2 separate regions of the Mus musculus genome follow, and region 1 is linked to region 2. A link is a loop called in an ENCODE intact Hi-C map of the cell type or tissue named here. Cell type or tissue: heart. All regions are shown on one strand. Links, peaks and the distances in the headings refer to the core of each region. The heading gives the core; the rest is flanking DNA.

Evidence for each region. Hi-C counts contacts between places; a loop is a spot of excess contacts. Peaks named below come from ENCODE experiments on the same cell type or tissue, not always from the same donor. Only the 100,000 strongest peaks of a DNase experiment are listed, where the experiment ranks them.
Region 1: it touches region 2 in a loop (10-fold over the local background); 11 of 42 quality-filtered maps call a loop at or near these places.

Annotation. Positions count from the first base shown.
Region 1 is chr3:105,071,056-105,083,518 of GRCm38, forward strand. 4930564D02Rik (RIKEN cDNA 4930564D02 gene) reads left to right here. Exons shown (of 5, transcript NM_029228.1): 3 at 6,577-6,623; 4 at 6,722-6,791; 5 at 7,244-7,751. The coding sequence starts at 6,765. The coding sequence ends at 7,528. Among named protein-coding and RNA genes, the nearest start is that of 4930564D02Rik, 10 kb to the left of the region's middle. In heart, for the core only: a CTCF peak has its summit at 7,324; no DNase peak of the experiment used is centred there; H3K27ac peaks cover 380 bases; H3K27me3 peaks cover 378 bases.
Region 2 is chr3:105,159,627-105,172,089 of GRCm38, forward strand. No RefSeq gene overlaps it. Among named protein-coding and RNA genes, the nearest start is that of Gm40118, 58 kb to the left of the region's middle. In heart, for the core only: a CTCF peak has its summit at 5,937 (motif pointing left); no DNase peak of the experiment used is centred there.

The DNA.
Region 1 (12,463 bases), core at 2,503-10,502, 88 kb before region 2:
TACTGTTCCATTTACTGCTGCTTCTACTGGGAGCAGAGGCAGCTACTCCTGGATTCTTCCCTCCCAATAAATCTCACATGTGAGATTTGCTGCGCAGTGTGACTTTGTGGAGGGGTAACCCTTCTGTAAGGGAAGCCTTTCCCTTCAGAGCGCCAACACTCACAGAGATGGTGGTGGTGGTAGCACTTAAAAATTTAAAAATTAGATCTATAAATTTTCTTTTCTTTAAAAAATTTTTTTTTATTTTATGTATATGAGTACACTGTAGCAATTTTTAGGACCTCTGCTCGTTCTGGTCGGCCTCGCTTGCTCAGGCCCAAAGGTTTATTTATTATTATATACAAGTACATTGTAGCTGCCTTTAGATACCAGAAGAGGGTGTCGGATCTGATTATGTGTGGTTGTGAGCCACCATGTGGTCCCTGGGCTTTAACTCAGGACCTTTGGAAGAGCAGTCAGTGCTCTTAACCATTGAGCCATCTCACTGGTCCAGATCTATCATTTTTCTGCGAAAGTATTGTTTCTGCATGCAAGTATGTAGCAGGTGTGTATGTGGTCAACATTCACAGAAGTCATCTGACCCTCTGGAGCTGGAGTTGAGGTAGCAGAAGTAGCAGCCAGCTGGCTATTTTAAACATTCCACTCTAGCTGCAAAGGATCGCCTCAGTGGTGACTCCTGCTTTGGGAAGACTGCTCCGGTCAGGAACACTCGAGGCAATTTGCACCAGCTTCAGTAGACCCCATTCCAAATAAGACAATCAGGTGGCCCTATTCACCGGACAGCTTGTCATAGGACAGCTCGTCTCAACTCAGGACAGGAGGGGAAGCACGGCCTCCGCCCCTCAGCAAAAGCCGGGGATTGGTGAAATGTAAGGCTTCTGATTGGCTCTAAATTTTAGTATATGTGCTGCCCAAGTGAGCATTCTGATTGGTTCCCCATCAAGGCTCATGACTGATCCATATGTGAGGTTTGTGATTGGTAGAGTTGGAAACTGGGGCAGTGAGTGACAAAATTATAGTCTGTAAACAAGCATGTCCTCAATGCCGTTTCTACACGTTCCATCTTAGTCTAGGAGGCTTCACTCCCGGGCACTAACCATCCTCCCACGCCAGTGACATCCTCAGTGACTCTCCCATCCCCCACGGTCATGCTGGATTATTAGGTCTCAGAAAAGACTTCTTCTGAATGGTCTTTTGCCTACCCATGGGCAAAACAGGCGAGCATGAAGGGCAGACAAAAAACCAGACTTCCATAGCTACAGCAGTGGAGGCCTCCGAAAAATTGTAGAGTTGTCAGGGGGCTAATGGGCTTGATAAGAAAAGCTCAAAAGTATCACACCAAAGAGGAAGCTAAGAGTTCCAGAGAGCTGGCAAGAGCAAAGTGCTGGGATGCCTAACGCCCTGAGCTGCAGCAGACTCTGAACACCATAAAACTATGAAGGGCCTTGGAGTTACTGAGAAGGTAAGAGATGATGGAGAGGCCGAGACTACGGAAGACGAGGGAAGGAGTCTAGGCTTATGAGCCATTGCCAGATGCCTGAAGAGTCTGAGAGAGCTGCTGAGGGTGAGAGAGCTGGGAGTCCCTATACCTAAAGCTCAGGGCTCTACCGATTGCTGTCAAGTGTTGGTACTGTAAGCGGTAAGCCTTGAGCACCTGGAGCAGTAAGCCTCCAGCTTAGAGAGCAGGGAGTGTAAACCGCTCATCCTTGAGGCTTAGAGCCGTAAGCCTCTGGATTTGGAAGCTTAGCTGTGAGACTCTGGAACTCAGGCCCTTCAACATCCAGGGACCTGCTCCTTGGCTATCATTGACATCTATCTGGATTTGGTGAAAGAGTGCCCAGCTAGCCTTCCGCGACAGCTTCTTCATGCAAACGTGGGTCAGCATGGATGGAGACCCTCCCCAGATATCCTGGATATCTCTTTATTTTCATCTCTGAATTCTGACCTGGCCTGTTTGGCATCTTGAATGGAGAGATATTTGGGGATCCCCTTTCTTAGATAAACACTTTGAAACTTGTTCCTGCCACCACCCAAGAAAGCTGCGGGGCTCACCCCTGCTGCCTGTCGCTTAGGATCCACATCCAAGCTGCTTGCCGCTAATGTCTGAAAACTTGCTTCATACATTTTATCTGGAGTTTTATCTGCTTCAAATGCGAGTGTGTGTACATCTATTCCCTGTTATTCCATTTTGGTCAGGATTAGAAGTCCTGGTGCTAATGTAAATGGTATTTAAGTTTAAAAATCCCAATTATTCATTTATAGTAAAAAAAAACCAACAAAACAAGTGATTCTGACATTTGACCTTGTTTCGTGCTGCCTTGGCAGCAGATTCCTAAGGAGTTTCTATGAGCGTGGTCATGCTGTGAGGGTAGGAAGCTCAGTTCTCACTGTCCCTTTGGGTCTCTGCCAGCCTTTCTGTCTCTTTCACACCTTCCTACCCTAGGAACTCGACACAGTGTTGAAGAGAAGTGTAAAGAAAGGACTTTCTGGCTTTGTTCTTGCTGTTAGAATGGAGAGTATTCAGTCTCTAATAATTATGTGGGATGTGACCACTAGGCTTTCTGTAGGTCCTTAATTGAGTCAAGAAACTCTTCTCTATCCTGTTTGTGGAGAGCCTTACCCTGAACAGTCATTAATTTTTAAAAATCTGTTGAGATAATCATATGATTTGTCTCTTTTATTCTCTTGATGTAGCAAACCATGTTGATTATTTGACTAAATATTGTGCTCTTGAGAAACTCTTGAATTATGATAAATTCTTTCAAAATCCTTCTGTATACATTACTTCTTCCAGTTATTAGTGTTTTATTAGGGATATTGTATTGATATTTCTGGGAGGTGCTGATCCAGTTTTTACCTTCTTGTTATGTGTTTGTTAGGCTCTATTGGCAGTTTACAACTGCTAACAGATTATGTCTCTATAGAGTTTATTTTTTTTAAACTTTATATTTATATATTTATTTTATATATGAGTACATTGTTGCTGTCTTCAGACACACCAGAAGAGGGCATCGGATCCCATTCCAGATGGTTGTGAGCCATCATGTGGTTGCCGGGAATTGAACTCAGGACCTCTGGAAGAGCAGCCAGTGCTCTTAACCGCTGAGCCATCTCTCCAGCTCCCTACTAACAGATTAAATTACCCCTTTTTCTGCTGTGAGAGGTAGTATTCATTAACGAAGCGGTTTAACTTAGGGATTTTCTTATAGAAAATTTTTATTTTGAGGGGCTGGGAACTGAACAAAAGGCTTGGTATCTTAAGTATGTGCTTACCCCAGTTTTGTAGAAAAGATTTTTAAAGAATCAAATCAATATACTTGGTGAGTAAAGGGCTCCTTGTATTTTCTAACTTTCCTGTGTCAGCTTTGGTAATTTGTCTTTTAAGGAATCTGTATATTAAACATTATTTTAAGATCTACTGGTTCTTCATTCCTGATATATAATTTATTTATTTATTTGATGTATATCAGCACACAGTCTCTTTCTTTAGAAGAGGGCATCAGATCCAATTACAGATGGTTGTGAGCTACCATGTGGTTGCTGGGAGTTGAATTCAGGACCTCTGGAGGAGCAGTCAGTGCTCTTAACTGCTGAGCCCTCTCTCCAACCCCATTCCTGATATTTTTAACTTGTATCTTCCTCCATTAAAAAATAAGTTATCTAGGTGTGAGTCTCTTAGTTTTTTCCTTTTTGCTGAACGAATCCTACCATCTTAAAGCCATAAGCGTGGTTGTTGGCTTTGTCTAGGTGTGACTCTCAGTTTTTTCCTCTTTGCTGAATGAATCCTACCGTCTTAAAGCCATAAGCGTGGTTGTTGGTTTTGTGTTTATGGTGGGTGGATCGGCACTGGAGTCTCTGGCTGTGGGATTGTTCAGGTCTGATCTGTGTGGCTCATTCTGGACTCAGGCTTTGTGGAGAAGCAGCTACATGGCCTTTTGCTTTCTGCTGCTGAAGGATGGGTTGCAAGGAGGTGGCTAGACGTTTGCAGTTGTCTTATAGCTTCTTCTTGGGACTGATCACATTGTCACTTCTTTTTCATACATCACCTGCTAGCCAATACAAGTCCCATATGTAGGTCAAATGTTAGTGAGGGCAGTGTTCATAATGAACCATGCCAAAAGGAGGAGAATTTTGAGCAAACAATATAGTTTATCATGAGGAATGCCACAGAATTCAAAGAAAGACTATAGTTGTTCTCAATGCAAAATCCTTCAAAATTATCAAATGAAAAAGGGTAAGGATAAAAATTACTGGGGCAGGGGAGACAGCTCAGAGGTTAAGAACACTGGCTGCTCTTCTAGAGTACCCAGGATTGATTCCTGGGGCCCGAGAGATGCTCAGAGCCATCTGTAACTTCAATTCTAGGGAATTTAAAGCCCTCTTCTGGCCTCTGTCGATACCAGGCACACATGGGGCACACAGATTCGCATATAGGTAGAACACCCATACACATGAAATAAATAAAAAATGCAAAGTTAAATAATCTGCTGTGTATTTCATGGAAGAGCTTGACTAATAGAGCTTTCTGTGGAGAGTGGTGTTAGAGATGTGCAGTAAAAGGGACGGCAGGGGGATGGAAGAGAGGAAATGACAGTGACAGCCATTTCCCAGCAGCTTGGCTAGAATTAAAAGGATCTGGGAAGACGGCTCAGACAGTGCAGTGCTGCACACACATAAGGTCCTGGGTTCAGATCCCCAGAATCCACCTACAAACGCAACCATAGTGGCCATGACTATAAATGCTGGGTGCGCGTGTAGCTGATGGGTTGGGATGGGGAGAGTCTGAGCAGGCTGATTGTTGAAGTGTGTTGACCAGCCTGCCTGAATGAATCAGTGACCTTCTGGTGATGTGAGAGATCTTGAATCAAAAAGGAAAAAAAAGGTGGTGGGCAATAAAGAAGGACCCCCAGTGTTGACCTCTGGTCCCCACATGCTCACATGTGGTAGCGCTGGATCCTGAAGCTCTTTCTTCCTCGCTGTCTGGTTCAGTGTTAAGCTTTGTCAGTGGAGGGCACTGAAGGAACACAGGCAGGAAGAGCGTTTCAGTGTTCTTCTTGTCAGATTCCTGTAGCTGACACAGCATGCCCAGGCTAGCAACACTTGGTAACCAGTAGTATCTGGCCCTTCCCTGAAGGCTGTTCCTTCCACGCCCCACAACATTGATTCCCAATGCCCAAGGCATTATTTTTGTGGTAGCAATCTTATCATGGTGACATCTCTTCAAGGACTGAAGCTGAGGCAGGGGAATCTTAAGTTTGAGGCTCACTTGGGCCACATAGTGAGAACTTGAATATGCTAGGTAGGCGTTCCATCATGGAGTTACATCTCTGTCATGGAAGAGGAGGATTTAGGCCCAAGCTGACAGGCCGACTCTGAGTAGAGGGCCTTCTTCTGAGTGTAGAGATTGAGGCAAGGTCAAAACAAAGACCGAGTTCTTGGATTTCTCTTCATTGTCACCATCATCATCACCATCACTGCCATCATCATCATCATTGTCGTTGTTACTATTTTATGTGTACTAGTACTTTACTTGCATCTATGTCTGTGTATCATGTGTATCCTGGAACTAGACTTATGGATAGTTGTGAACTGCCATCAGGGCATTGGGAATTGAATGTGGGTCTTTTGCAACAACAAGTGCTCTTAACTACTGAGCCATCTCTCTAGCTACTCTTGACTTTAATTTTACTCATCAAGGAAAGGGCCAGACAGCCTGGTGAGAGACAGGAGAATCAGATGGGTTTGTAATGGCCTTTTGAGAAATGTACCAAGGGACCAGTTAGTGCAAGAATATAGTTTTTTTCCCCCCAAAGTCCAGGCTTAAGTGCAGGGCAAATGGTGGGGAAACTGATTGACTCTGGGGTCTGGGTTTTCTAGAGCTTATGCATGGAAGACAAAGGGAGCAGAGGGAACTGAGGGGTCGGGGGAACTGAGGGGTCACTTAAGATTCTGCTCAGAGGCTTAGGTTTTGCTGTTTGTTTGAGACTGGGTCTCACTATGTAGTGAGGGTTGGCCTTGATCGTACAGAAATCTGCCTGACTCTGCCACCTGAGAAATGAGGTTAAAGGCATGGGCTACCATGACTGGGGTTTGAAAGACATACTTCGGGGGTTGGGAAGAGAGGATAAACAGGGAGACAGGAATAAGATTAAAGTGTTGGAATCCTGGGAGGTCAGGCGTGGGAAAGTGGGAGGCAGAGGCAAGTGGGTAGAGTTGTTGCCTAAATCGAGATGTTAATGCTTAACATGTGAGAGGCGTGAGCCACTGATGGCCTTTAGAGGAGGAGCAGGTGGAGGGGACTGGAAGAGAGGGTGATACTGAGAGAAGACTTGGTGTCAGGTAGGTGGGCTTTGCACTTGGTCACTGCATGACGGTGACAGCTGATACTCGGTGGTTAGTGGGGAAGGTTGTCAGCTGATGAGGATCAGGGTCAGTTACAATGATCAGAAGAGACAAATCTTGCACCATTAAGCACACAGAGAGCTTTGAGTGACATATAAGAGAGATGATGTGGATCTGGTAGAGGTGGGAGGTGAGACAGGAGGGTGCTGACCCTGGGTATTCCCCTTCTGGCAGGAAATCAGAAATCACCCGAGAGAAAGAACAGCTTCCTGAAGAGGGCGGTGAGGACCTGGCATCCTTGGGTGGGGAGGTCGGGACTCAGCAACGGGAGGGAGCAGAAGGAGGGTATTGTGGTTGAAGAAACTTTCTTTTCTGCCAGAATGAGGTTGGCAAGGGCATAGAAGAACACGTCCAGAAGACAAATGGATAAGAAGATGGACAAAACACCAGTGGGTGACTCCATGAGGGTCTGAAAGTATAGAGGTTGAGCTTTCGTCTGTGATTGTCCACATGTGTCTGCAGTGGGAGCGGTGTCAACATACCCGTGAAGTATGGAGGAAATCAAGTCTCTTCCCTATGGCTGTTCACTTTGATTTTCTGGGCCTTCTCTTCTCCGTCTGTTTACTGGATGCCTCTGCTTAAAAGCAGAGTAAGGGATAAATCCCCTTCGTTATGACGCTTACAGCAGTCCCCTGACCAATGTCTCAATTCTTTCCATCTGGCTGAGTGGGCAGTTTGTTCTTTCCTGTTTCATCCAAGCAGGGCAGGGCAAGCCAGGGCTGTGTCCCCTGATTACAAGCTGGGAGAATTTAAAGTTCCGAGTGCGCAGAGGTCACAAAACATCATAGACTGAGACTCAAGTAGGATTAGGAAAGTAACTGAGTGCTTCCTTCCATTCCAGCCATGGCTCCCTAAGCAGCGGCTGACTCTTGGGAAACAGCAATCAGAGCAGGCGGTGAATGGCCCAGCTCTGCAAGGCAGCATCCAGCAGGTGGGAGTGTGGAGTTGTGGAAGGCTGGCAATCCTGAGCAGAACCGGTTGGTTGCTGGGACACTGTGCGGGGAGATCAACTCTAGCCACTCCTTTGCTCTTTGTCAGAGCCCTGGTGATTCAGGGCAGCAGAGGAAGCAAAAGGGTCATGTGGCCTCTGCTCCTCTCTCCTCTGTCCTCAAGCTTGCAGTTCTAAGGTCCTGATGATGGGGACCGCTTCCTAATGGAGTGTGTGCCCTGTTGTCTCTGAATCCAGGCACAACAATATCCTCACAGACAGACCTGTCACTGTGAGTGGTGAGGGAGTTCTGCCACCTTCTCCAGCTTCAGTCCTCAAATAACGCACGTGAGAACTCTGGTAGACTGAAGACTCTAAGAATATATGGATTTATTACTAATAATCAATGGTAGTTAAGAGCAAAAATGTGTCCCCTGGTCTACTCCAGAGGAGTGAAGAGGTACTCTAGTGAGGGAGGCAAGAGGGTTTCTTTTATTTGCAGAATAGGCTCTTTGGACTGTATGCTTTTTACTTCTGTGATGCCAGTGTGTGTGTGTGTGTGTGTGTGTGTGTGTGTGTGTGTGTGTGTGTGAGAGAGAGAGAGAGAGAGAGAGAGAGTAGAGGGAGGGGGAAAGAAAACATTTTATAGAGATTTTTAAGCACTCAGAAAAAGACAGAGGCTATAAAAACTACTATTAGTGAGCTGGCAAGATGGCTCAGCAGGTAAAGGCGTTTGTTGTTTGTTACACAAACAATCCTAGTTTGATCTCCAGAGCCCACATAAAGGTGGAAGGAGAGAAATGACTCCACATACAGACTAATTATAATAGCACATTGCCATAATTAACGGTACTGTGTTCCAGGTACAGTTTATACTTATTCAGCCATCTCAATGTCTTAATAGAATCTGCATAGCTTTCTACTTCAACTAGAAATGGATCCTAGGATCTCAGGAACACGTAATAGCAGGATGCTACACAGATAAGTAGTGACAGCAGTGTTTGAACCCAGGCCTGTTTGCCTGTGAAAGTCAGGTCTTTCCATTTTAATGTGTAGCCTCACACTTTACTGAAACTCTAAGGTCCTTTCTAAGACATTTCTTTAGCTCACAGTAAGAGCTGCCTGAAGTTGGGTGTCGTGGTGCACACCTGTAAACTGAGCCCTCAGAAGGCAGAGACTGGAGACTTTATGAGTTCAAGGGCAGCCTGGGATGCATAGTAAAATCTTGTTTTTAAAACAAAACTAAAAGAACAGTGTCTTAGTCAGGGTTTCTATTCCTGCACAAAATCATGACCAAGAAGCAAGTTGGGGAGAAAAGGGTTTATTCAGCTTACACTTCCATGTTGCTGTTCATCACCAAGGAAGTCAGGACTGGAACTCAAACAGGTCAGGAAGCAGGAGCTGATGCAGAGGCCATGGAGGGATGTTCTTTACTGGCTTGCCTCCCCTGGCTTGCTCAGCCTGCTCTCTTATAGAACCAAGACTACCAGCCCAGAGATGGTCCCACCCACAAGGGGCCTTTCCCCCTTGATCACTAATTGAGAAAATGCCTTACAGCTGGATCTCATGGAGGCATTTCCTCAACTGAAGCTCCTTTTTCTGTGATAACTCCAGCTGTGTCAAGTTGACACAAAACTAACCAATACAAACAGTGATTGCCCGAAGAACTTGTTTAAAATGTGTGTTATAAGAAAAACCTCATCAATGATTCAGGCTTGTCTGACTTTCAGCCCTTGGGTCACGTGAGCCTCAAGAATGTGACCAGGTATGGTGGCACATGCTTTTAGTTCTAGTGTGTGGAAGACAGAGGTTGGTAGATCTCTGTGAGTTCAAGGCCATCTGGACCTACATAGTAAGCCAGGGTTATATAGTAAGACCCTGTTTCAAAAAAAAAAAAAGTTGTTAAACAGGAATGGGCACTGAATTAAAACTGATGCTGGAGAGATGGCTCAGTGGCTAAGAGCGCTTGTTACTCTTGCAGAGGACCTGGGTTTGATTCCCAGCACCCACAGGGTGACTTATAGCAGTCTGTAACTCCAGTCTCAGGGGGTCTCACACTGTCTTCTGATCTCTGAGGGCACACCAGGCATGTGCATAGCAAAACGCCCATGCACAAAAAATAATAAAATAAATAAATTTAAAACAGAAAAGAATGTGACCCAACACATTTGTTGGTGACAGTGTCATATTTCAATGTCAAAAGGTTGGACATTTAAGAAAGGGTTTCCAAGCCGGGCGGTGGTGGCGCACGCCTTTAATCCCAGCACTTGGGAGGCAGAGGCAGGCAGATTTCTGAGTTTGAGGCTAGCCTGGTCTACAAAGTGAGTTCTAGGACAGCCAGGGCTATACAGAGAAATCCTGTCTCGACACCCTTCCCCCCCCCCCCCCCCCCGCAAAAAAAGAGAAAGGGTTTCCTTTCTTTTTCCTTTTCTTTTTATAATTCTGTGTCCCCTTTCATTATACCCATTTCACAAAGTCATGTGATGGTTATTTAGGCTTCTTGGACATTGACACATTATACCATGCTTTGGAAACACAGACAAAATTCACTGCACTGAGCCATGGAGCCTCAATTTTTCCAGCAGAGAATTCTAGTCAGCTGCTCCTTCTCTGCTCCAATGGTTTGCTTCTATGTTCCCCATTCTGCTTCAGGTCAAGGAGCCATCTTTGGGCACAGTTCACCATTGGAGAAGTCACCCTTTAGGACTTTGCCTTCGAAGGGAAACAAGTAGGAGACCAGTGAACTGGGGTTTGCTTCACTTAGACAATCGATAAGCTCACTAAATCTGCTGTGCCACACATTGGGCTAGTTGCGGGGGTGGAGGAATGCGCTGGATAAAGTCCTTACTCTTAGGGAGTTTTAGACAAAAGGACAGAAAAGGCCTCTTTGATGAGAAGGCCTTTGAAGAGAGAATTGATGAATTTCTGGGGGAAAGCATAGCAGGCAGAGGGAAGGTTAAGCGTAAAGACTCCAAGCGAGAGCCCCCTGGGAATGTGTGAGTTGCAGTAGGACCAGTTCTAACACAAAGGGCTGGAGTAGCCCATGGAAGAAGACCATGGGCTAAGGAATGAATCGAGAGGGTGGACATGACCTACTGGGCTACTGTGAGAATCTTGGGATTTGCTACAAGTAAGAGGAGAAATGGTATTTGTGCAGAGAAGTGACATGACCTAGTAGAGATTTTAGCAGGATCACCCTGAGTGCTAGGTTGAGAATCGATTCCAGGTGGGGCTTCCGGAATCTCGAGGCAGTGGGCTGTCTGCATCTCTCTTGGACACTTTGGTCAGAAGCTAGACCTTGTCTCTTATCGTGATGGCAAGATGCAGTACAGAGGTAAGGGTGTGGCTCCATTAAGCATCTCTGCCTCTCTGCTCTTAGGATCATTGCACTATGATCTTCAGTAACTGCAATAACTGATTACAGTGGCAGCTGTGGTCATGGTGGGAAGGAGGACCATTATTAGTGGTGCCATCTTATCAGGCATGTCCGGGTAAAATGGCCTGCAGGGCAGTGGACCATGAGAGGAAGCCTGGATCCTGAGAACCCCACGGCCCCGGCCTTGTTGCAGGCCCACAGGCCCGGGACCACCGAACCTGCTCCGGCTTTCCACGTCTCAGACTGTGCTTTTCCACTCCTGGAGCAGTGCCTTGAGCGCTTGTTTTCCTACAGCCCAACAGCCAGCGGTGTGGGATAAACACAGTCAAACGCCCTGCGTTCTGCCTCTCCAAGCGGCCATGCCCAGTGGCTGAGCGGACACGGGCACAGAACCCTACAATGGCACACCACACTATCAATAAAACAACTCAAATGTGAGGAACAAACTTTTGGCAGACGTTAGGAACAAAATTTACTGACTCATTTATCCATCCAGCTCTTTTTGAGGCCATACCAAACGCCAAACACTTCACGTGCTCCTAGAAGCCTTAGAAACCACCTCTAAGATGTAAACTCTGCCCTGGAGGGAACGCTCAAGCTAATTACTGGAATTTATCAATCGATTTTGATGGGTCAGACATTGATTGAGGTGCTTTTTATGTATTGCCATATTTAATTTTGAAAATTAACTCCATCAGTCAGGTGTTATTTTACTTTAAGGATGAGAAAATTGTGGCCCATAGAGGTAAAAATAACGCGTTCAAGGCCACCTTGCTGTTAAGTGAACTGACATCTGACCCCAGATAATCTGGTACTGGGTCCAAATGACTGCTTCTGACCTGGGAGAGGAGGTAGCTAAACACACAATCATAATGCAACTCAAACAGTATTCACCAAGAGCTACTGGGCGCTTTTGACATTCTCGAGGGGCAAGGCCTAAAGCCTTTTCAAATTTCCAATTCTGCTAACACTGCTATACTGTAAAACTTCTCTCTCAAAAAAAAAAAAAAAAAGCTATAAAGCACAACTAAGATTTTTAAGCGATGCTTCCAGAGTCTTAATAAGAGATTAATGTAATTTATAAAGCTGTTTTCTGGCTGAGGACCATCCATTTCTTGGACTGTCGCTCCCTCGTCTTCTCACGGCCAGCTCAAAGCTCTGTTGTGGGCAGTTCATTCTTCCTAAAGGGAAACATGTTTTTATATTGAGTAGAGGCCAACCGAGCTACTTTCCACGACCTCTTCAGGCCTTCAAAATGAGTACCACCTTGGAAACTCACAGCGATCTCTCTGCTTGGTCTCTCAAGTGGGGAGATTCTAGGCTCTTGTTGTGTGGGAGTGTTTATGCATGGACTTGTGTGCATGTTGGTGTGTGTGCAGGTGCACAAATGTGTACGTATGTGTGGAGGCAAAAGGTCAACCTTGGGTGCCCTTCCTCAGAACCTGTTAACTTGTTTTGTTTCGTTTTGTATTTTAGAAGAATCTCTCACTGACTTGAAGCTGGCCAGGTAGGAGTGACTGAGTGGCCAATGAGCCCTAGGGATCCTGCCTGTCTCTTCCTCCCAAGTGCTGGGGTTACATGTGTGGGCCACCATGTCTCGTTTCCTGTGTCGGTGCTGGGATCAAACTCAGGTCCTTACCCTTGCTCAGCAAGAGCTTTGCAGGCTAAGCCATCTCTCCAGCTCCATGTAAAACTTTTGAAGCAACTGCCCAACTCTTTCCAGACTGTTTGTACTATGAAAATCTCAACGGCTCTAT
Region 2 (12,463 bases), core at 1,481-9,480:
CCAGAAGGAGGGAGGTCAAAAAAAAAAAAAAAAAAAAAAAAAAAGGAGGAGAGTCATGCCTTTCAAGTTAGGCATGCATATTAGCAAGCAGTTCAATACGATGGGGCACGAGGTCCCCAGAGAATACTGAGGGAGCCCAGAATGTCTGATAGCATATCTTGGGTATACTGGAAAAAGAAAGAAGGGAGAGGGGAGATTATGTTTTTGTGTTAGAGCTCAGAAAAACGGGCAAGCTTAGCATGCAGGCTCTGTAAGCAGCTGCCACTGAGCTACTTTTAAACAATTGTGTTTAAAAGAGTCATGGGAAAACTAAGATCTTTGTAAAGTTCTTTATATCTGTTTTATCACCAGCGTTTTGTCTTTGCCTTATATCTGGAGGGGGTTTCATAATCATTTTCATGTCTTGGGTCTCAAAACTGGGTCCTTCGTTGGTTAGTTATGTTCTGGGTCAAATTCTTTTTTGAAAAAAAAAAAAAGATGTTATTTTATTTTATGATTTTTTTTTAAAAAAATGTGTATTGGTGTTTTGCCTGCCTACATGTCTATGTACCATGTGCATGGCTGATGCCCAAAGAGGACAGAAGAGGGTGTAGTGTAGGATCCCTTGAGACTTGAGTTGTAGACTATTGTGAGCTGCCAAGTGATAATGGGAATCAACTGTAGGCCCTCTGGATGGGCAGCTAGTATTTATAACCACAGGTCACTTCTCCAGCCCCCTGGGTCAAATTCTTAACTTCTCTCAGCTTCAGGGTTTCCCCCAGTAAAACGGGGCCTGTCTTAGCGTTTCTATTGCTATGAAGAGACACTATGACTATAACAACTCTTATAAAGGAAAATATTTAATTAAGGGCTGGCTTACAGTTCAGAGATTTAGTCCATTACCATCATGCTGGAGAAGTAGTTGAGAATTCTGTTTGTTTCAGCAGGCAGCAAGAAGAGAGTGAGACACTGGGCCTCACTTGAGCACCTGAGACCTCAAAGCCAATGGCACACTCCCTCCAGCAAAGCCACACCTCCTAATCATGCCACTCGCTATGGGTCTATGGGCCATTTTCATTCAAACCAGCACAGCGACTAATTAAATACTGGTGGTGTTAGGTTAATCTGAAGCTAAAACAGGATCCACATGAGTCCCCAGCCTAGCTGCCTGCCTAAATTAGGAGCCTCTGAACTGTAGCTGCTACCACTGAGTTCTAAACTGACTAGAATCTTTTAGAAGTGACTTTTAAAATCAGAGGCATAGAAATGGAAAAAAGCTGCGTCCCCATGAAATTGGTCTTATGAGTATATCTAGCATGTACATTGCCATGTGCTAGGTCCTCCAGGCATTGTCACTTAATGGGAAACTCCTGGGATTTAGGGTAGGCTTGCAGGGTAAGAAGTGAGGCAGGCTAACAAGAAGGGTAGGCCACCTTGGTTTTACCAATACGTCAATTTCTAGGAAAACAAACAATTATGTCGAGGCTACATATCCCTCATGGAGTGGCCCTTCTCTGCTTGGTGACCCTGTTGCTTTAGGACTCAGGAAGCTAGTGCAATTCTATCCATCCTCAGCTTCCTAGCAAGGTGAGCTTCCTACCCTGTCCTGACTTTCTATTTTTCTATTGTCAGTGAGTTCTTCAGTCTCCTGAGTTTCCCGAGGTTATTGGATGTTAAGAAATGTGCCACATTCTTCAGTAAGAGAATTGTTTTCCATCTATTCATGCATCCATGCATCCATCCATCCTCCCATTCATCCATCCATTCACATCCATTCATCCATCCATGCATCCATCCACTCACCCCATCCATCATCCTTTCCTTCCTTCCTTCCTTCCTTCCTTCCTTCCTTCCTTCCTTCCTTCCTTCCCTCCTTCCTTCCTCACTTATACAGGGCCAGGGTCTGTCTGTTTTGAGTACCAGGCACCCAGATCTTTGTGTGTCACTTCATGATCTCTGGAGGTCAGACAACAAACTCCTCTGTAAGTGTCAAGGGCACCTATTCTTTTTTTTTTTTCCATTTTTATTAGGTATTTAGCTCATTTACATTTCCAATGCTATACCAAAAGTCCCCCATACCAACCCACCCCCACTCCCCTACCCACCCACTTCCCCTTTTTGGCCCTGGCGTTCTCCTGTACTGGGACATATAAAGTTTAAGGGCACCTATTCTTAATGCTCATTTTTGTTCTTAATCTTAGTGGCTGCTTCTCTAATTGAATTCTTTGTACACGGTAAGTTTTCTTGAACTTCTCAGTGCTTGCCTGTCTTCTCCAGCAGGGATAACATCCCTTTGTGTACTAATCGGCTTTCTGAGATCATCCACATCCCCCAGCTTCCCAAAGGCATCTCAACTCGGAACCTCTTAAACAAACAGAATCCTGGAATTTGCATAAATGATTAAGTCTGGCATTTTCAATTTGGCCAGGCTGCTTCCCAATTTGCCAGGTTCCTCAGGTTCCAAGGCGGGATACTCATACATGAAGAAAGGAATCCCACTCTTCCCCATGTTTGAGTGTGCAGGGTCAGCTCAAGCCTGGATAGGTTAAAAGCTCTGGCTTTAGAGCCTGTTTTCATCTTTGCCACTGTTAACAGTAGCCTTGGGTGAGCTTCTGAACTTCTTGTCTGTTATAGAGCAGTTAAATAAGATAGCCCATCAGGGACATACTCCTAATCTCAACACTTGGAAGGCGAAGGCAGAAGGATCAGAAGTTCAAGATAATCCTTGACTACCTAGTGAGTTCAAGGTCACCCAGGGCCATGCAAGACTCTACAATCAAAAATTGTAAACCAATAACATCAACTAAACCTAGACTCCAAAACAAGATAACGCAGGTTAAGCACCGAAGCACTGAACAGTGTCTGGGTCAGAACAAATGCTTGGTAAGCAACCACAAAGGTAGTAATAAACAATAACTATCCATAGCCTAAGGTAGAAGAGGTCTTTGAGAATTTGTTAGCAGATTTCAGAAAAAGTGACTGCTCATGTCTGCAGTGGACAGAAGAACTGAGTTTATTAAGGCTGAAGGTCGTTAGGTCTGTTCTCTGTGCTCTCAGCTGTCAAGAGGTCTGCTTTTTCCATTTCCAGAAGGAAAAATTACTAGAAAATTTAGTAATTTGATCTAGGATCACATAGCCAGAAGTAGTGAGCAGGATTTGAAATCAGGCCTTCTGACTCCCTCTACCCCATTCATTGTCTATCCTAAAGAAAGGAGTTCTTCTGCAGTGTGTGGGACTAAGGTTAAAACCAGCATGCTAGCCAACTGTTATTATACTACTGAGCCATAGTCCCAGCCCTAGAAAGGAGAAACAGCAGATTAGACCTGTTGATTGTTTACTTAGACCCATCATCTGCCTCAACTGCCCAAGCTGTTTCTACTCAGCTTTGCAGAATAAAAACAGAAAAGTTCAGATAATGCCAGAGGCCAGACAGAGGAGCAATGGGGCCTGGGTCTGTCTGTCTGTCTGTCTGTCTGTCTATCTATCTGTCTGTCTGTAATTACTCCTGAGTCTCTATCCAGTTATCTTCACGACTTTGGGCAGGCCAGTCAACTCATTTACACTCTGGCTTCTTTACCTACAAAACAGTAGAGAGGAACAGCCACCTTGATGGCTTTTGGGTTGCAGGGATGCTACCAAGATGATGCATTTCGAGGTCTTCACACATTGGAAGCTCCATACAAATGGAAGGACTAATTCCATCACTCTATAAACCTCTGTCTTCCATCCCCTTCTCCGTGCTGTCTCTAGCTTTAAAGCTCTCAGAGCCTGTCAAACCATCTTCCCATATCTTGGCACTGGAGAGACAGGTCTTCCATTCTTCAGAGTGCAATGGCCTCTGGTGGTGTGACTTGGACCAGGGCTTGAGCACATGAGCCCACTGAGGTTCTCATGGGTGCCTCCTCACCACAAAGCTGCTAACTCCATCCTAGGGCAGGGTTCTGTTGGGGCCTCACAGACCACCACATGCACCCCCATTAACTCCAGCCTCTAGAGAGACAACTCCCTTAGCTCCCCGACCCAAGGCACTCAGCCTTGCTGGTTCAAGTGGCTTTCTTTCGAAGGCTCAGAAGAAGAAATGCAACGCACGTTAAACACCCCTTAAAGCAGTATCTTTCAAGCCTTTCTGTCTTCTCTCCTTCCTCTCACTTCTTTCACCACAGCTTCTGCTACTCTAGTTTCCTTTCACAAGCCCCCTGTCGGTAGCTGGGGGACTCATCTCAGTTTCCTCTTTGGGCTGTTTCTCCTTGACAGTGAGTCTGAAATCAGAGAGAAATGAGAGAGGGTCTAGATGTTATTTGCCCCAACTGTGTCATTTTTTTCCCCAAACGAAGATATTGAGACCAGAGGAGAGAGTAATTCATTCAAATGCATTCCATTTGCCGCTCCCATATCCACATAGGAGGATGTGGCCTTGATGTGCTGGACTGGGAAGGATGTTGGGGCATAGGTTTTCATCTGAGAAGGCAGATCTGATTGCTTTAGCTGTCAAGTAGTCTTTCTCTTCCATATAGCAAGAAGAAATGACTCGGATGTGATCCATGGTGGTGGCAGGGAATCACCTAAGTGCAAGCCAGGTTCCAAGTGACCAGTGGGAAAGACCTGAAGTGTGGCCACACCTCTTCCTTGCATACTCCAGCCCAGAGACATGTGGCCTGGGTAAGATAATCTTGGGAATTTAGCTTTCTTTGAAACTGCTTGGTTCTGATTTTATGCCCATTCCAGCTTCCAAGCTCAAGGGGGAATCATTGGTGCCTCGCAGTTCTTCAGCGTTCAAGAAACGTTAAGTAACGCTTACGATCAGTTGCAGCAGAAAGGAGTAACTTGCATGAAATTTCATTCCCCCACTTGCTCCTCTGATCAAAAAGACAGAGAAAATGAGATTATCTTCTCCTGTCCAGAGACAATCTCATTGCCTCCGATCTGCCAACTGTGTAGCCACGAGCATCGTTCCGGCATCTTTTTATAACAGATGAAGACAGACCTTAGTGACAGACTCTGAAATGAAAGAGGCGGAATCAAAGTCTTTGTTTTCTGTTTCTAGGCAGAGGCGCTGTCCCTGGTCCAGCCCGGGGAAGGCAGAAGAACTCTTTCAGTTTCTGGAAAAGATGCTCTGGCCTCTAATTCTTCAGACCCTGAAGTAGGTAGGTGGGCAGGGGACAGCGGAGGTCCCCTACCCCACTCTAATTTAGTGACACAGACCATTGCAAATGGAGCTAGATCTAGACTGAGCACCTGCTAGGGTCATGATTTGTCTTCCTTTTAGTTAGGGCTGAGAGCTTTGTGTCCCTAGCTGGTGATAGGCCTTGACTCTTTAGTGCTGTTCCTAGCCAGTCTCTTCCCAACTGTGCATGCATATCCCACCAGTGGAATAAAGGCTCAAGGTTAAGAGCATAGTTTAGTATACACAACAGGGGCGTGCCCTGCTTTTGCTTCCTGTCTCTCTGAACTCTTTTCAAATGATCCAACCTACTTCTAGCTCCATGTGATCTCACCATGTGCCTAACTAACCCCCACAGTCCTTCTGGCAGGGGGATTCTGGCGAACGCGCTAGCTTCCCACATCTCCAGGAATGTTTTGACATTCCTTACAGATGGCATCTCCAGTGGTAGGCTCCATCCTTGCTTTCTGTTCATGTTACAGGTCCAACACCTTGGTGGTTTGCTACAGGGTTCTGAATTGCACAGTGGGTCCTCAGTTCCATTGTCCCTCCTGAGATAGACATCAACCTGTTTTTAGCTTTTAATGCCCCTGCTTGTTTCTTCCTGATCTCCTCCAGTTTGGATCTTCTTCCTTCCCGCTGGCAAGGGCGCCTAAAGCCCCAGGTGGTTTGAATCTTTGCACTTTCTCTAGATAATTCTTTCTCCCTGTTACTAATCACTGTTTAACCAAACCCACATTTCTGGCTACAATGGAGTAACTATGTAGCTGACTACCCAAGGGTTGGTCCTCTGCTGCCCCCTGGGGGCACACATTCTACAGGCATATTTGGGAGACTCCCAAACCAACCACTACAAACCAAGTGGGCAAATCTTCCATCAGGCACAGCTCTCTACCTCCCCATTCTGCCCTCAGTTGACTCTAACCCTGACCCCCCCCCCCCCAGATGTCTCCTCCAGCTGTAAGGTCACCTGTGGTGGCCAGGTGAGGGCTGTGGCTCAGAGATGAGGATCTGCAGAGAGAAGGCTGGCTTTTCCACACCTCCATTCCCTTCACCCGTGGAGAAAGCAATCAGTGTAGATTTGCTTCGGCTTGGGCTCCACTAGAACAAACACACATGTGCACATAACACCCACATGCCAAATATTCAATTTCGGTAAACAACCAGACCCTGCTAATTAAAACGTCTCATCCATTTAGACGAATGTAACAATTAATTTAGCCAGACAGTAATTGTGTGATTCCAATATTCTTTCTTTTCATCCCCATCTAGTTGGCTGGTCGACACGTTTCCTGGGCGGGGGGCCACACCTTCTGATCTTTGAAATGGATTTCAGTGCTTTATCTTCACTCCCTGGAGGGCCTCTTATCTCACGGATGAGGCTGGTTCCTGCTTGCAGGGAATGTGAGTGTATCAGGTTGTTCCTGGCTCAAACCTGGCAGAAACAGACTGGGTCTGATTTTCCCTTGGAATACTCCCTGGTTATCTGCAGGAACTCTTTCTAATTCTTCCCATGATGGAAAAATCTGGGACTGTGAACTTTTCCTTGTTCTCATTCTTGCTCCTTTCAAAGATCATCATATTAGTAGTAGTCCAATTAGCACAGTTGAGAGGTAGAAGTGGGCAGGAAAAGAGGAAGATCACAGAATAATGCCCTTCAGCACCTAAGATGCAGGGAAAGAGGAAGGAAGGCTCCTACCCATGCAATCTGAATACACAGAGAGGAACATCATAGCCATATCTGCCATCACTAGCACACAGACCAGGACCAAAGGGTTCCCTCCTTGTCTGCTCTAAATCACTTGTCTCTAGATGGGGCTCATCTTTGGAAACTCTATCAAGTCTTTGTAAGACTTTGAGAAGGGTCACTGGGAAGAGATAAAATACAACCATAAATATGTGTACCCATGGTGGAGAACATCAGAGAGTCTGTGAAACTGTAGCTGTGGTCCGGAATGCATATACAGACCAGAGTGACTATTGCAGTATTGCAGCTGGATGGAAAGGGGCCTTAGAAGGTGAAATGGGGACTGCATAGCAAGAGTGCTGCTGCTGCTGCTGCTGCTGCTGCTGCTGCTGCTGTTTCGTTTTTTAACCAGGATTCATGAGAGCAGATCCAGGGCTTGTTCTGAGAAAGGGCAAAATGTGATCAATTAGGACAAAAGCTATTTAAGAAAAAGGAAATAGCATTGTGGACACAGAGCTAGGTATAAAATTGGATGTTTATTACAAACACGAAGACAGGTAATTATAAACTATACTTTTCAAAAGAGGATAGACAGCACAAAGACAGAAAAGTAACAAGAGGGAAAAATTAATTAGGCAGCTGGCACATCTCTCCAGAACTTTCTTCCCATGTTTTAGGTTACATACTCTTTGATGTTCCCTCATATGACAACAGTTTTGGCACGTCATGTCCTCAAGGCAGAATAAAAAAGATAAGCCTGTTTTTCTTCTAACACAATTGATCAAGTCTGTTTTGAATTATTGATAAGATTCATAAAACATGAGACTCTACTCACTGATAGATTTGTTTTTGGGGACAGTGCTACAGGTTTGTACTCTGTGACTCAGAAGTTCTGGTAAAGGCCAGCATGAGATGTCTCAGTTATATTCCTGCACAATGCTACCTCCGTTCCTGCACTGCTGTGTGGTGAAGCCAGGTGGGTTGGAGTTGTTGATAGAGACGGTGGGACTTTCCCCCAGAGTCATTTGTGCATGGCCCTAGCTTAACTCCAGCTCCAGCTATGAACTGCATGAATATAAATAACCCATGATCAGTGACTTCAGTTCAGTTCCCCTTGTTCTGTATCCTCTTTTCTTTTTTCTTTTTTTTTTCGAGACAGCGTTTCTCTGTTGTAGCCCTGGCTGTCCTGGAACTCACTCTGTAGACCAGGCTGGCCTTGAACTTAGAAATTCGCCTGCCTCTGCCTCCCATTAAAGGGATTAAAGGCATGTGCCACCACGCCCGGCTCCTTGTTCTGTATCCTTAAGTGCAGCTTGGACCCAGCCAGTGATAGAAAGAGGCTGGGATAGAGACACCCGCTTTGACAAAATTTGGTTAAAATGTAGCACAGTGGAACATTTTCCAAAAAAAAAAAAAAAAAAAAAAAAAAAAAATTCTAGGCTAGCTCTGGAAACTCAGGGAGAGTTTCAAGGGTGAGGGACCTTGATGAAAAGTTTTCCTGGCATCAGAATTAATCTATCACTGCTTAGATTATGAGCTCATCTGGGTGTTGGGAATCACACTATCCCAACTTACTCCTTTGGGTGAAAGAGAGAATTCTGTGCAACAATTATGGGAGCTTGTTGGAGCCAGTAGTTCTGGGTCCAAGCTCTGGTTGTGCAACTGAGGAGTTTTTGTGATCTTGGGTAAGTTGCCTAAACCTCAGCCTTCTCATCTATAAAATGGGAGTACTAATAGTATCAATACGATGCACATAATGCCGAAAGCAAGTACTAGGAAATTGATAATTACTGACAGTTTTGTTTTCTAGAGGGAGAGGTACTTTGAACTTCTGAGGTTGCATAGTGAGAGTGGAGGAGGGTGTCATAAATGAGGGAATATTTAGGATAGACCTTAAAGATCCCGTAAGGTATTAACATTTGAAATGGGGGTGTCCATCCTAGCAGAGATGGGACCGTTTTGGAGGGAGTACAAACAGGAAAGTTTTATGAACACTGAGGGTTTTTTTTTTTTTTTTAAACGAGGGTGTATATAGTGTATATGTATGCATCTATGGTGCTACTCTGGGTGGGTGCACAAATGCCACAGTGTGAAGCCTGAGGACAACCTCAAGTGATGGTCCTTGCCTGCCATCTTGTTTGTGACAAGATCTCTTTGCTGCTTTTCATCTGCATACCCCAGGCTAGCTGGATCACACACACTCTGGGGCATTCTCCTGTTTCTGTCTCTCATCTCAAAGCAGCAGCAGGAGGGCTCAAATTGCGCCTCTTTAATTGTTCTGAGGATTTAAATCTAGGTTCTCACACTTTTACTCAATGAACCATCTCCCTATCCCTGAAAGAGAAGTTCTGAGGAAGGAGAGGGAGAGGGTGAGAGAGGGAGAGGGAGAGGGAGAGGGAGAGGGAGAGGGAGAGGGGGAGGGGGAGGGGGAGGGGGAGGGGGAGAGAATGAGAGGGGGAGGGGGAGAGAATGAGAGGGAGAGGGAGAGAATGAGAGAGGACTGGTGAGGAGAGAGCCTATGGAGTCATGAGACCCATGAAAAAGTTACTGACCATCCAGGCCGGTGATGATAAGAGGACTGGGCAGTATCAGTGTCTTAAACACACACACACACACACACACACACACACACACACACACACTGCCCTAGAATAATAGACATCACATTCATGCCATTGTTTTATTCTGTACTGCTTTGAATTGTTTATCCTTCTCTCTGCTGGGATTTGACAAATAGAAGACAAGTCTGGCAGATCTGTCGCTGGTGCCAGTTTGAAGCTGTGCCCTTTCAGGCATGCACTGGGCCCTTGCGTGACAGAATGACACTCCCTCAGCCAGCAGGGGTTACTCCTGGTTCTGGCTGCAGCTGGCTGACTTGTCTTCACATCCGCATGGGCTCTTTCTGGGAGCCATAGGAAATGCCAGCAAGGGCTGGTCTCTAGCAGCCTGATGGGCAGCACAATTTATTGTATGTCGAAATGACACCAGACACAGTGCCTCTTGCAAGAGACAATTTGGTTCCTGTAATTGCTAGCCTAGGGGCAGGAAAGATCTCTCTCTCTCTCTTTCTCTCTCTCCCTCTCCTTCATAGGGATGGTAGAAACAGGCTCCCTGAGAAAAACCTCGTAGGCTCCACTCCTGTCCACTGCCCTAGGGCCTCTCAGTCCACCATCTTCACAGTGGCTCTTCTGAGCCAGACATAAGATAGAGGTGAAGTATTCACAAGACTGCAGCATTAGCCAGACAGAAAGTAGAATTTTGCCCAGAGGTTTCTATCTCATTTGGATCTAGTGAGAGTTTAGAAGTATCTGCTCATTGATTCAGAGCCAGTTGCAAACCTAATAAATCATTAATGATAATTTTTTCCTGTAGTGCTGGGGATCGAACTGGGCAAGCAAGGCAAGTGCTTTACCTCTAAGCAAGCTACAGCCTCAGTGTCCATTATCTGTAACTCTTAACTGTCCATTCTCCAGATATGAAAAGCAGAGGAATAGATTGCTTCAGATCAGGCAAAAAGAAACTTAGTGGGACCTAGTGTAGTCCACCGTTTTCAAGAGGAAGCTTTCCCCTTCCCCTCTTCCTGGTATTTTGCATATTTGTCCAAGCTGCTTAGATTAATACAGACTTTGGCACTCCAATTAGTCCTAATTTATTGACTGACTGGTTGTATTCTGAGATGAATAATAATTTGCACCAGGTAATTAATTTCTATTATTTTCCCATGAGAAAGGAGGGGAGAAGATTAGTGTGTATGTCTTCATTTATTCATGTATTTATTCAACAAATATTTACTGTGTGCTTCCTATGTTTTAGGCGTTGCATTATGGGCTGGGGAATAGAATGTCCAAAAAGCCTCAAAGAGCTATAGCTTTGTTATAAGTAATTAACACACTGACACGGGGAAGGATACAGGTGAGCACATGGCACATCTCAACAGGGAAAGAACCTGGTGCTCGGGAGCCCAATCTCAATGAAGGGTTCAGGAGATGGTGGCTAGGGAATACTGGTGCTGTTCAGTTGTGATCTGAGGGAAAAGCCAGAAGAATGGCTGGTATATTTGATGCTTTTCTGTTGCGGTGTCAAAATATAAACTAACTTATAGAAGAAAGCCTTTAGTTGGGCTTACAGTTTCAGAGGTTTAGAGTCCGTGATACCATGATAGCAATGCAAAGGCTTGGGAACAAGAAACATCTCGATCCCGAAGTAGGAGGGAGGGAGGGGCACTGGGAATGGCTCAATGTCTGCTCCAGTGACACACCTCCTCCAAGAGACCACGCCTCCTAATCCTTTCCAAATAGTTCCACCAACTGGGGACCTAGTATTCAAATATACTATAGGGCTATAGGGCCATTCTCATTCAAACTACTACAGCTGGGAAAATGAAGATAAGACCCAAGGGGGAGGGTTTTTGGTTATTCTCTCTCTCTTTCTCTCCCTCCCTCCCACCCTCTCTCTCCCTCCCTCCCTCCCTCCTTCTCTCTCTCTTTTTTCTTAAAGCAATTAAGCTTCTTTAGAGCCAACTCCAGCCAGCTCAAGGTGAAATGTATTGTCATTAAACAAAAGGGAAACCTATTAGTAGATCACTTTGGGTTTTTATCTCCAGGACACTGGATTCCAGGAGCTGCAACTGCCTGCTGCTCTCTGTGTGACTGTGTTCATGCCTTCCTTCTAGATTCAAGAGTCTGATGAACTCAATCTGGGTCCAAGCTTTTGGTGCAATCAGGTGAAGGTAGGAAGCAAGCATGGGGATGGCCAATGAAAAATCCCATGACTCCCGTGATCAACCTTCCTCTCGCCCCACCTAGCCTTTTCATCATGTTGTTTTACAGAGGAGTCTAGGGAGAAAGGGAGGGAGGAGACAGAGGGCTCTTCACTGAAAGAAGGTGCAGAAGCATCAAAAAAGCTTTCCTAATGTCTCCACTGAGTGACAGTGGGTCTGACTGCAGCCTGGCAAGACACATTGGTTTCTTTTTTTTCCAGGCCCATCATCCCCGTGAATGGGTCTCCCGCAACCCACTATCCGCACTGTTGAATTTCAGCATAGCCTCTGACATGTCTGTTAAACTCCAGAGATTGCAGAGGCCTGAGAACTTTCCAGATCTGTGACTTGAAGTGGCTGGAGTGGGCGAAGGAAGAGGAGGGGGACAGGCCAGTGGAGAAACCCTCCAGACATCAGGGTAAAGAGAAATGTGCTACTTTCCCAAGTCTAATTTGGGTTTATCCAAGTGAGTAATTTCCTCCAGCAGCCATGAGAAGCCCCTAACCCCCTGAGACCAAGGCTGATCAGAATTTTAACTGCAGTTCTGACAGCTTCAAATTGGAATCAGGCTGAGCCTCGGAGCCTTTGGGGTCCTTGCCTTGCCTCCCTTAATTCTCCGGGCCCAGAACAGAATTCCCAGGGGCTGGCAGAATGGCTCTGCCGAGTCCTCTGATACCTGGCAGGGATAGATGCGTCTTTACCTACTCCCCCTTTCCTAGTTTTTCATCTGATAATTGGCTTGATATGCCTGGGCTGGCAAGCATGAAGGCACCTAACCCCCAGCAGACACCTTTACTCACTCCCTTTGGGTAAGGCATCCTCCAGTCCTTTCCTTATCCCCTGGGATGGCCAGTTAAATGCAGAATCTCTCTCTCTT